Linked DNA regions of Homo sapiens: region 1 is linked to region 2. Evidence: chromatin loops called from intact Hi-C (ENCODE). Cell type or tissue: Caco-2. All regions are shown on one strand. Each heading gives the region's core, and the rest is flanking DNA. Links, peaks and the distances in the headings are about the cores only.

The links. A loop is a pair of places that touch in the nucleus more often than their neighbours do. Peaks named below come from ENCODE experiments on the same cell type or tissue, not always from the same donor. Only the 100,000 strongest peaks of a DNase experiment are listed, where the experiment ranks them.
Region 1: a loop joins it to region 2, with 2.3 times the contacts of the local background. A loop is called at or near these places in 17 of 110 quality-filtered maps.

What each region holds. Positions count from the first base shown.
Region 1 is chr20:56,197,957-56,203,287 of GRCh38, forward strand. No RefSeq gene overlaps it. Among named protein-coding and RNA genes, the nearest start is that of MC3R, 48 kb to the right of the region's middle. In Caco-2, for the core only: CTCF peaks have their summits at 2,721 (motif pointing left), 2,925 and 4,779 (motif pointing right); a DNase peak (open chromatin) is centred at 4,727.
Region 2 is chr20:56,355,443-56,361,266 of GRCh38, forward strand. It overlaps FAM210B (family with sequence similarity 210 member B), which reads left to right and starts at 3,532. Exons shown (of 3, transcript NM_080821.3): 1 at 3,532-3,749. The coding sequence starts at 3,564. RefSeq lists a silencer at 3,209-3,808. In Caco-2, for the core only: no CTCF peak of the experiment used is centred there; DNase peaks (open chromatin) are centred at 3,409, 4,089 and 4,480; H3K4me3 peaks cover 1,705 bases.

The sequences.
Region 1 (5,331 bases), core at 1-5,000, 160 kb before region 2:
TAATGTAATTCATTTTCTACCTTTGGCCTCATCTTCAAGCAATGTACTTGCATAAGTTTCCTTCTAGTTGAGTGAGGGAAGACTAAGATAATCTATACCTCTACTACTCTACCCTTAGTCACCCCAATAATCATGGCTACCTCTTGGAGAAGTCGATGTAGCAACAGCTCTGAAGGGGTAGGGGTGGGGATGGGAGGGTAATGGTTAAAAACACAGGCTTTGGAGTCAGAGATATGAATTTGATCTCAACCTGTTCTGTGACTTTGGTTGTTATTTAACCTCACTAGCCACAGCTTTCTCTAAAATAAAGATAATATTCTTCTGCAATTAACTGAAATAACAAAAGAGATCTGATGTTTTTATACCTTAAGTGTATCTATTAGTCTCTGTTAAATGAGGACAATAGTAAAATATATCTCAAAATTCAATAACGTAGTTTTGGCAAATGTGTGTGTAAATATAGAGAGAAAGTGGCTTCACTGGTCTCCTGCTGCATCATGCAGGATGAGCGTGAGTGAGAAGCTAGCATCCTGGAAACAGGGAGGAGCAGCATCTTTGGAGACTAGTTCAAAGCCGTCACTTCCTAAGATGCTATTAGGTTGGTGCAAAAGAAATCACAGTTTTTGCCGTTACTTATAATGACAAAAAAATGCAATTACTTTTATGCCAACCTAATAGAAAGCCAAAGCCATTTACTGGGGAGGAAAGAGAATGCTTTACATAATAAGTTTGGAGCCTTCTGAAAGGGAACAACACCTGACACATAGTGAGCGAGACCAAAGTGATCCCACTTCTAGCCCAGCCAGGGAAAAGCAATGAGGGGAAGACAGAACTGGGGTTCTTAAGCCTGAGGAAAGGGGGAATATAGATTACTCCAGTCCAGACTTCTCCATCTCAGTTATTGGCAACTCCACATTTTTAGTTGCTTGGGCAACACACCTCGGGGTCATCTCTGACTCTTTTCTTTCTCTCCCACTCCACAACCAATCTGTCAGGCATCTGGTGGCCATATCTGGAATCCAATCACTTCTTGTGGTCAGCATAATTCCACCCCTGCCACACATACATCCAATCTCTGGAACCTGTACATATGCCACATTACCCAGAAAAAAGAAAAGGACTTGGCATATGTAATTAAGGTTATGGACCTTAACATAAGGAGATTATCTTGGATTATTCAGGTGGACCCAAAAATCTAATAACATGAGCCCTTAAAAACACGTAATTTTCTCCAGCTGGAGGTAGAGAGATGTGGCAAAAGGAGAAGGCAAAGGGATTTGAAACATGGGAAGGACATGGCTCACTGTTGCTGGCTTAAAGATGAAGGGAGACATGTGACGAGGCATGCCTGTGTCCTTAAGGAGCTGAGAGAGGTTCCCACTGACGGCTGGCAAGGAAGCAGAGATTTGAGCCCTACAGCCACAAGGAACTGAGTTCTGCCAATGACTTGAAAGAGTTTGGAAGTACATTCTTCCCTAGAGCCTCCAAAAAATAAATGGACCTGTCAACACTTTAATTTTGGCCTTTTGAGATTCCAAGCCGAAGATCCTGTGAGCTATGCTGTGCTGGACTTCTCATTTACAGAACTGTGACATCATACATGGATGTTGTTCTAAGACACTAGGTTCATGATAACATATTATGGCAGCAATAGCATGCTCCCTCCACTGGTACCATCCAGCTCCAAGACACCATCATAATCACCCAGATGACTGCAAGAGTCTCCTCACTGGTCGCTCTGCTCTGGCCTTGCCTGCCTGCCCTTCAGTTTATCCTCAATATCACAGCAAGAGTGAGATTTTTAAGGCCTAAGTCAAATTATGTCACTCGTCTGCTCAATACCCTGCAGCAACTTTCCATCTCACTCAGGCTAAATGACAAAATCTTTGCAGTGACTAAAGACCCTACTAGATCTGCTCTCCATCTTACCAGCTCTTTGACCTTCAACTTCAACTGCTTTTCTCTTTGTTCATTTTACTCAAGATTCCTGACATTATTGCTGTCCCTAGAACATGCTGGGCATGCTCCAATCTTCAGGTCTCTGCACTATCTGTCCCCCAACACATCTGCATAGCAAACCTTTACCTCATTCAAGAAGACTGGCTACTCTGTTTAGCACTGAAACTGCCTTCTCTCTCTCCCAACTGGCACTCCCAATCTCTTATACCCTGCTATATTATTTTTCTCCATAATACTTAACGTTTTCCAACATACTTTTTATTTACTTATGTTTCTTGTCTTCTTGTAGAATGCTATTATGGTAAGAGTTGGGATCTTTGCTAATTTTTTTTTTTTTTTAGAGATGAGGTCTTGCTATGTTGTCCAGGCTGGCCTCAGACTCCTGACCTCAAGTGATCCTCCTGCCTCAGTCTCTCAAAGTTCTGGGATTACAAGCATGAGCCACCACAGCCTGCAGTCCTTTGCTTTGTTCACTGATATATACCCCAAATGACTAGAACTACCAGGCCTTTGTGAACGAATGAATGGTAATCTGTGTTCTACTCAAGAGCTTGTTCTTGTGTGGGGAGAGCAAGTTGTATAGCTTTGTAGCTCATGCTGTGCATTTTTCATATAAAGTAAAGACTGTCAACTCGGGAAGCTAAACAAAGAGCACTTTGATGATGCAGGGACCTAGACTATAAGGGCACTGTTTCAACAGTGCGTCCGCCAAACTGTACCAGACTTGTCTTCAACAGTGACACCATGTGGCAGCTAAAAGCAACTGCAGTGGTGGACTGATGTGACTCCAGTCCTGCCCTCTTTGGGTTAAGTAAGCTGCAAGGACTCTGCCAATGGCAGGGAGTGAGAGAGAGTGAGAGTGTCAATGGGAGGTGCTAGAACTACTGCTAAGAAGCCAGAGAGGAGGGCTCCAGCAATTGATTAGAGAATCAGTGAGATATAATGGCACATGTAGGCTACATTAGTGGAATTACTAATACTAACTCAGGTAAAAAGCACTTCACATGGTAATGGGAACATAGTGAGAGAGTGCTCAATGGTGACTAACATTCAGAAGGGAGGAAACAGGAGAAGAATAATTTTTAAAATGTAATTTGTAGTGGGCTGAGTGGCAGCCCTTAAAAAGATATGTCCACTGAACACAATGTCCTCCAAATATTGGCTATCCTCATCCTAACCCCCAGAATCTGTGAATGTGACTTTATTTGGAAACAGAGTTTTTGTAGATATAACTAAGGATCTCAAAATGAGATTATCCTGGATTGTCTGGATAAATTCAGCGGCAGTGTCCTTATAAGAGACAGAAGACAAAACACTGAAAAGAGAGGAAGGCTGTGTGAAGACAGAGGCGGAGACTGAAGTGAAGCGGCCAAAGGACACCTGAGCCATGAGACACTAGAAGAGGCAGGGAAGGATTCTCCTAGAGCTTCCACAAAAAGCATGGCCTGCCAGTACCTTGATCTCAGACTTCTGACCTCAGAACTACGAGAGAATAAATTTATGTGGTTTTAAGCCAGTTTGTGGGAATTTGTTACAGGTACCCCAGGAAAGTAATCCACAATCCTATAGAGATTATCCTACATCATGGGGAGAGGGAGGAAGGTATAAGTGAGGTAAGGTGACAGTTTACTTATTGGGCAGGGGGTACTGATTAAACTACCCTAATGCTGATAATAACCAGCCTTGACCATAGGAAATTTACTCGAATTATTTTTACAACATACTAGTCACCCACCTTCCTTCCTAGTTGAGGAGATCCAAGACCCCCTGGTGGCCATCAAGCAGACCATCCAGGGCAAAGTTCCTTATCTGATGAATTCAGAAGTAATTAGACTTTCCTATTAGCTAAATGCCTGCTTTAGCTAATGGCTCCAGGCTTCTTTCCCCAAAATTTAGAAGTAACTAGAATTTCTATACATCTCCAGAATGCATGCATGTCAACCCTTGCTGACATTAAGGTACCAAAGCAACTACAAGTGTAAGCATTTATCATGACCTATGTGGCTAATATGGTCCAAATTACCCTGAAGTTCCCGCTTTAAGGTTCATAAATAGCCCAAAGGAAAATCCACCACGGCACACTCAGTCCTGTCTTGCTGAAGTGCTCTGCTGCATGCTGCTACAGCGCTTTCTATCTAATGAAACTTTCCTTTCAAACCCACACTGTTGTCAGTAAATTCTTCTTACTACCTGTGAGTCAATTCATTTCTGATGCCAGGGCTCTGATACGTTGCCTGGCCATACTGACCTTTCAATATTAAACACCAGGTACAGTAATAATGTAGCAAATGTGTTGCTGTATTTTCATAATTCATGGCAGGCTGCTGCCCACTGTTGCAAATAAGGTGATGTTGGAACACAGCTGTGCCCATTCTTTCAGGTGTGGTCTGTGACAGAGGTGACCAGTCAACAGAGACCATATGCACAAAAAGCCAAATTACTTATTATCTGACCTTTCATGGAAAAAAATGCCAGCCCCTGGGCTAGATCAGGGAAGACTTTGTAAACCAGGTTAAGAGATTATAACGTTTTATCACATGTACAGGGGTGAGTTACTGAATGGATTTAAACACAGAACTGATCCATATCCACTTTTAGAACAATCACTCTGCAGTATAAAGGTTGAAATTGGGGAGTGAAAGAATGAAGGCAGGAATTTCAGTTGGGAGGCTGGGTCAATAATCAGGTGAACACTGAAGGTAGCCTGGGCCCCACGTAATAAGGTAAAACGGGCTCCGTTTTCATGTCCACTTTTGTAATCACACTGTCTCCCAGGTCCACTAGATGGCAACACCACACAGGAAAATCATTCATCTCCACCACAATGTCTATTTTAGTGTCCTCTATTATTATAGAAACTTAAGAGCTATAATTCAAGTATTTCAGTGACTTAACCCCTTGTGTAGGTTTCAAGAAGAACCTACTCCATATTAAGTTACATTTATATCCAGACTCTGTGTTGTTTAACAGAGCAAACGGGCCAGGGCATCATATGAGAAACTGAAAGATGAACGAACTTCAACTCTCCAATTAAAATATGCTGGTGTAGCCAACAGAAAAATGGATGGAAGCCCCAAATGGACCCATTTACTAAAGAAGAAATATGAAGACCAATAAGCGCAAGAAAAACTGCTCAGCCTCACTAATCATCAAAGAGATGTCCATTAAAACAAAAATAAGATATAATTTATGCCTAACAAGACTGTTTTTCAAAATGATGATCCCAGCATTGGCAAGAGCGTGAAAAATGGGGGCAAAACACAGTGGCTCACACCTGTATTCCTAGCACTTTGGGGGTCCCAGGCAGGAGGATCACTTGAGACCAAGAGTTCAAGACCAGCCTGGGCAATATAGCAAGACCCCATCTCTACA
Region 2 (5,824 bases), core at 432-5,431:
TTAAGATCATAAAAGTCAGTCCTACATTTCTCTGCTAAAGACACCATTTAGAGTCGGGGTAAATAGACACTCTTGGCCAGGCGCAGTGGCTCATGCCTGTAAGTCCAGCACTTTGGGAGGCCGAGGCGGGCGGATCACCTGAGGCCAGGAGTTTGAGACCAGCCTGGCCAACATGGTGAAACCCCGTCTCTACTAAAAATACAAAAATTAGCCAGGCGTGGTGGTGCACTCCTGAGGTCCCAGCTACTCAGGAGGCTGAGGCAGGAGGATCACTTGAGCTTGGGAGACAGAGGCTGCAGTGAGCTGAGATCACACCACTGCACTCCAGCCTGGGTGACAGAGCAAGATTCCATCTCAAAACAAACAAACAAACAAAAAACTCTCATTTGCTGTACTCTGCAACCTTTATGGAGTGAAATTTTGCCATTTATTCAAATTTACAAATACACATATCTTCTCACTAAGCAATTTCACTTTGAGGAATTTATTACACAGGCATACTTAAACACGGCAAGTGACAGAAATACCCGCTGGTTCATCACAGCATGGTTTATGATCACAAGGACTGGAAAATACCCTAAATACCCTAATGGTCCACCCACAAGGGATTGGTTAAAGCATTACAGCACCCTGGAATACACTGGAATGCTAAGCAGATTTTAAGAATAAGGAAGATTTTTGTGTACATATTCAGAAAACTCTAAAATATAATGGAAGCAAAAAAAGTCCAGGTGAAGAACACTGTGTATACTATGCCCCACTTGGGTAAAAACAGCAATGAAAACCGTTCATAGGAATTTGCCTGCACACATGTAAAATTTTCTAGAAGGATATGCACAAGCAACGGGTAACAGTGTTTGTCTCTAGGGAGAAAAAAATGAGGAGAACTGGTCACTGGGATAGGAAGGAAGCTTGTCATTGTGTAGACTTTTTGTACCTTTAAAAATCTGAACCGTGAGAACACATTATCTATTCATGAAAATGAAGAAATTAAAATAAATATAGTTCATGCATGAGCTGCTGCTCTAGAGAGACAAAGAGAGCTGACACAATAAGAAAAAAACAAAACTGTCACAAGTTCAGGCAGGCAGCAGCTCCAATACATTTTGTTAAAAGCAAAAGTTTCTTCACTTTTAGAAGAAGAAAAAAAGAACCTAAAGTCTATAATTACAGTATTATATTTACTGTCAAATTTAAAGGGAAAAACAAAATTACCTTTTTCTCTTCTCTAATAAGCATATAGCATGAATCACAAACTCAACTGCCCATGAAGCCTGGGCAGGAAACTTAAATGAATGAAGAAGGCCTGGTGACAAGAAAATCACGGGCGCTTTGGGAGGCCGAGGCAGGAGGATCACGAGGTCAGGAGATCGAGACCATCCTGGCTAACATAGTGAAACCCCGTCTCTACTAAAAATACAAAAAATTAGCCAGGCGTGGTGGCGGGCGCCTGTAGTCCCAGCTACTTGGGAGGCTGAGGCAGGAGAATGGCATGAACCCGGGAGGCTGAGGTTGCAGTGAGCTGAGACCGCGCCACTGCACTCCAGCCTGGGCGACAAAGCGAGACTCCATCTCCAAAAAAAAAAAAAAAAGAAAGAAAATCATGGGAACCATGAGGAAGTCGAGATCAGATGCCATCTGGAGGTGGCACTGTCACCGGGTGACAGAGGGGCTTCAGGCAAGGCATCTCTACAACATCCCAGCTAACGTGTGTGCCCTCTCTGTGCACCAGGCACTGAGTGAAGCCCTTTCCAAGAACTGTGTCAAAGAATTATCTCAACAATCTCATGGGGGAAACTATTATTATCTTCATTTTACACATGAAAAGACCAAGGCTCAGAGAAGTTGAGTCACTACTTCCAAATCACACAGCTGGACTTCTAGGGCCAACCTGACAGACAATCTGCACCCTTAAGCACTCTTCCCCAGCTTCTTGCAGACACTTAAATGGAAGGATTCCCATCCAGGGGCACTTTAGGACCTCCCTCCAACAGACCCTGTTACTTTCACAGCTATAACTCCATCTTATGTAATAAATATTTTTTAATGCATATGTGTTTAATATCATTTCTGTGCCTGTGTAAGAGCTTGGTTGAGTTGAATTGCAGTTGACTAATAGAATATTACATCTTTTGTAAAATATATTTCTTTTTCTTTTTCTAGAGAGACAGGGTCTCGCTCTGTCACCCAGGCTGGAGTGCAGTAGCACCATCGTGGCTCCCTGAAACCTGGACCTCCTGAGCTCAAGCAATTCTGCGTCAGCCTCCCGAGTAGTTGGGACTACAGGTGCATGCCACCACACCAGGCTAATTTATTTTTATTTTTGTAGTGACAGGGTTTCGCTATGTTGCTCAGGCTGGTCTTGAACTCCTGAGCTCAAGTAATCCTCCCACCTCAGCCTCCCAACGTGCTTGGATTATAGGCATGAGCCATTCCACCCAGCCAGAACATCTTTATTGAAGTATAATTTACACAGCATAAAATTCATCCATGTTAAGTGTACAGTCCCACGAGTTTTAGTTACACAGCTGTCACCATCCCTACAATCTGGGTTTAGGATCCTTCCCTCACCCCAAGACGTTCCTCCCACTCCTTGGCAGTCAATCTCATTTCCCACTCCCAGCCCTAGGCCACCACGGATCTGTTTTAGGTCTCTGTGATTTTGCCTATTCTGGGCACTTCATGTAGCTGGAATCCTCCAGTGTGTGACTTTTGTGCCTAGATTTTTTCAATTGGCATAAGAGCTTTGAGATTCATTTATGTTGTGCATGTATCAGTAGTCTGTTCCCTTTAATTGTTGCATTGCGTCCCATTGAAGACTTGTGCCACAGTACGTCCCAGTTTATGGGCATTCCTAATTGTTGACTAATATTTATAAGATCTCTACAAACATTGGTGTCTTCACATTTTAGTCTTTGAGTGTCGAGCCTTTGTTTCTCTTGAGAAGCTACCGAGGAGTGGAGTTGCTGGGTTGTATGGTTAGTGTATGTCTAACTTTTCAAGAAACTGCCACACCATCTTTCGCTTTACATTCACGCCAACAATCTATGAGGGTCAGAGGACTTTTTATTAAACATGTACTAATATCAATTCTCATATTTATTTTCTTCTTTGGAGCTAACACGTAAACATATCTATAATTTTTTTTCAGATTTCACCCATTTCTGCAGGGAGAAAAGCTCATAAGCCACGGCCCTACGCCCACCTTTGTGCCCGCAGAATAAGGAAACCCGCCAACTACACACCACAGTTAGAAAGCCCAAGACCCTGAAAAGACCTGCACCCACCCCCAAAGGGGCGGGGCTGGTGGGCGGAGAGGAGGCGGGGCGCGCTCCTTCAGCCCCGCCCACCAGCCCTGGACTCCGGCTCCCGAGGAGCGGAGCTAGCGGGTGAGCCAAGGGGATGTGCACAGGCCTCCTCAGTCCCGCCCAGCGCGCGCGCGCGGCGGCGAAGCCGGCGGGCGGGGCCGGGGAGGGCCCTCGCCGGGTCAGCTCCGCCCACCCTCCCCGGCCTCCGCCCGCCTCCCGGGTCAGCGGCGCGGGTGCTGCGCCTAGCTGCGCACCATGGCCGGGTTGCTGGCGTTGCTGGGTCCGGCAGGCAGGGTGGGCGCCCGGGTCCGGCCTCGCGCCACCTGGCTCCTGGGCGCCACCGCCCCCTGCGCCCCGCCGCCCCTGGCCCTGGCCCTGCTCCCGCCCAGGCTAGACGCCCGGCTGCTCCGCACGGCGCGCGGGGACTGCCGCGGCCACCAGGTAAGCACCCCACCCCGACCCTGATCCCGGGCGGTGTCCAGGTCCCCAGACGTCCGCAGGGCCGCGCCGGGGTCCGGCCGCCTCCGCCAAGGACGCCTTTGCACTTGTAGCTGCCCGGGACCGAGCTCTTCCAGGGTCCCCGAAACCCCAAATCCCTGCAAGCCAAGGAAGCGATCCTCCTAGTTGACAGCCAGAGAAACTGAGGCTCGGGAAGGTGTGGCGCTCTGCCCAAGGTCGCGCAGTCTTCGGCCGAGCCCCGGGTCTGCAGAGCCTCAGCCAGGCTGGGGCGCAGCCGACTGACTTGGTCTGAACTTCCACACGTTGCCTGCGGAGTTGTTGTCCAGGCCTTCTGGCTGGGTCTCGCTGTGTTTTGAACACCTCCCGACGCTCGCTGCTCCTCCCTTTTCTTCTGAGTGGAAGAGCAGGCGTCCTCAGGGAAGCCGCGGGCAAGAAACCCACAGTGCTGTTTGTTATGTTTCATTTCCGTCACTTTCCATTGGTGCTAAGTGAAAACTGGTTTTCCTTCAGAGCAGTCATACCAGCTTTCCTTTCAAGAAATCTATCACTTTCTTCCAAGTGAGTCTTTTTAAATAAAAATAGTAGTAAATGAAGTCTGGCGGTCCAGGAATGGCAAGCCCAGACACGCGGAGCCGGCGTCCAGCCCGGAGCGCATCCGGCCTGGCAGTCTGGAGCCTCTTTGTTTGCCTGGGTGCAGACAGGGCCCCTCCATTCATCGCCCGGTGACCTCAGACCGAGTCCTGAAGGCTTTTGAGCTTGTTTTCTGACCTTTAGAGGGCCAAAAATAGCACCTTCCCAGCAAGAGTTTGGGAGACAACTCCATGAGCTGGTGCAGGCCTCAGCGGAGTGCCGCCGGCCCAGCGAACATCTCCTGACCGTTTCCTAGCTTTTCAGTAAGGAGCGGATGGGGATTGGACCCAGGCTTTCATCATGCCTCCTGCCCAGATCAACTTCCTTCCTTGCCTTCTCCAGTCCGACAGGTGGCACACAGGTCTTGGGGATCCTCTCCAGAGTGGCACCTTCTGCACACACCGTGCCGCCTCCTGATGATTCTTCAGGGCCCAGCCCAGCTGTTCCTTCCTCCGGGAAGCCCTCTCTAACGACCTGTGAGGTCTCGGATGCCTCCACTGGGCCTGCTTCCACCCCATGGCTGTGGGTCTTCTCTGCACTCATCTGGAATGGCCTCTTGTCCTGCCTGTCAGCCACATTGACCTTGTCCCCAGCTCAGGCCCTGGCACTGGAGCGGTGTGTGTGTATACAGTGGCAAAGAGTTGGCCTCAGACTCCCTGGATTCCTCTCTCTACTCACTTGTTGTTGACTTTGATCAAATTCCCTTCTCTCTATCTCAGGCCCCTCATCTGTAAAATGGGACGTTAATAATTCAGACTTCATAGAATATGAATGTAAAATGAGATATGTTCATACCTGGCATCTGGTGTGTCCTAAATTAAGGTTAGAAATGACTATAATTGCAGTAAATATATACAGTCACAAGGCCCCAGGGCCCCGTGAGCTGTCCTTGTTTCTTCTGCACCGTGGTAAAATCGGCAGAAACCCAAGTGGGATCAGAACCTCAAAGGAGATTAGGACAAAAGATAACTCATCTGCCTGAGAAAACGCGTCCCCAGCAGGGCCTGGGAGCAGTGCAGGGAGGGTCTGGGCTTGGCCAGAGCCCAGAACCTCCCCTGTCGTCTGTTCTGGCCGCCCACCCTCGTCGGGAGGTAGGAGTGTGCTGCCCAGCTGGGCTCTCCAAATTTGCCAGGTGTTTAATTAAGAGCCAAAGAGGCCCACCCACGCTGCCTTGGCAGGGGGTCTCTGTAAGAGGGGTAGGGAAAGCCACAGAAGAGACCTGCCTTTTTGTCTTAACATGATTCCATGTCCTGTAAACCGCCTAGCAGCCCCGCCTGCCTGTGCCACTTATTCCTTCCAGGGACGTAGGGGGAGTTCAGGCAGATGACTTGCTCTCCCAGAGCCCCAGTGTCCTTTTGTCTCCGTCAGTTCTGGTTCCAGTGGCACCTTTTCAGGGAGACCTTCCCTGATGGCCTTATTTAACATTC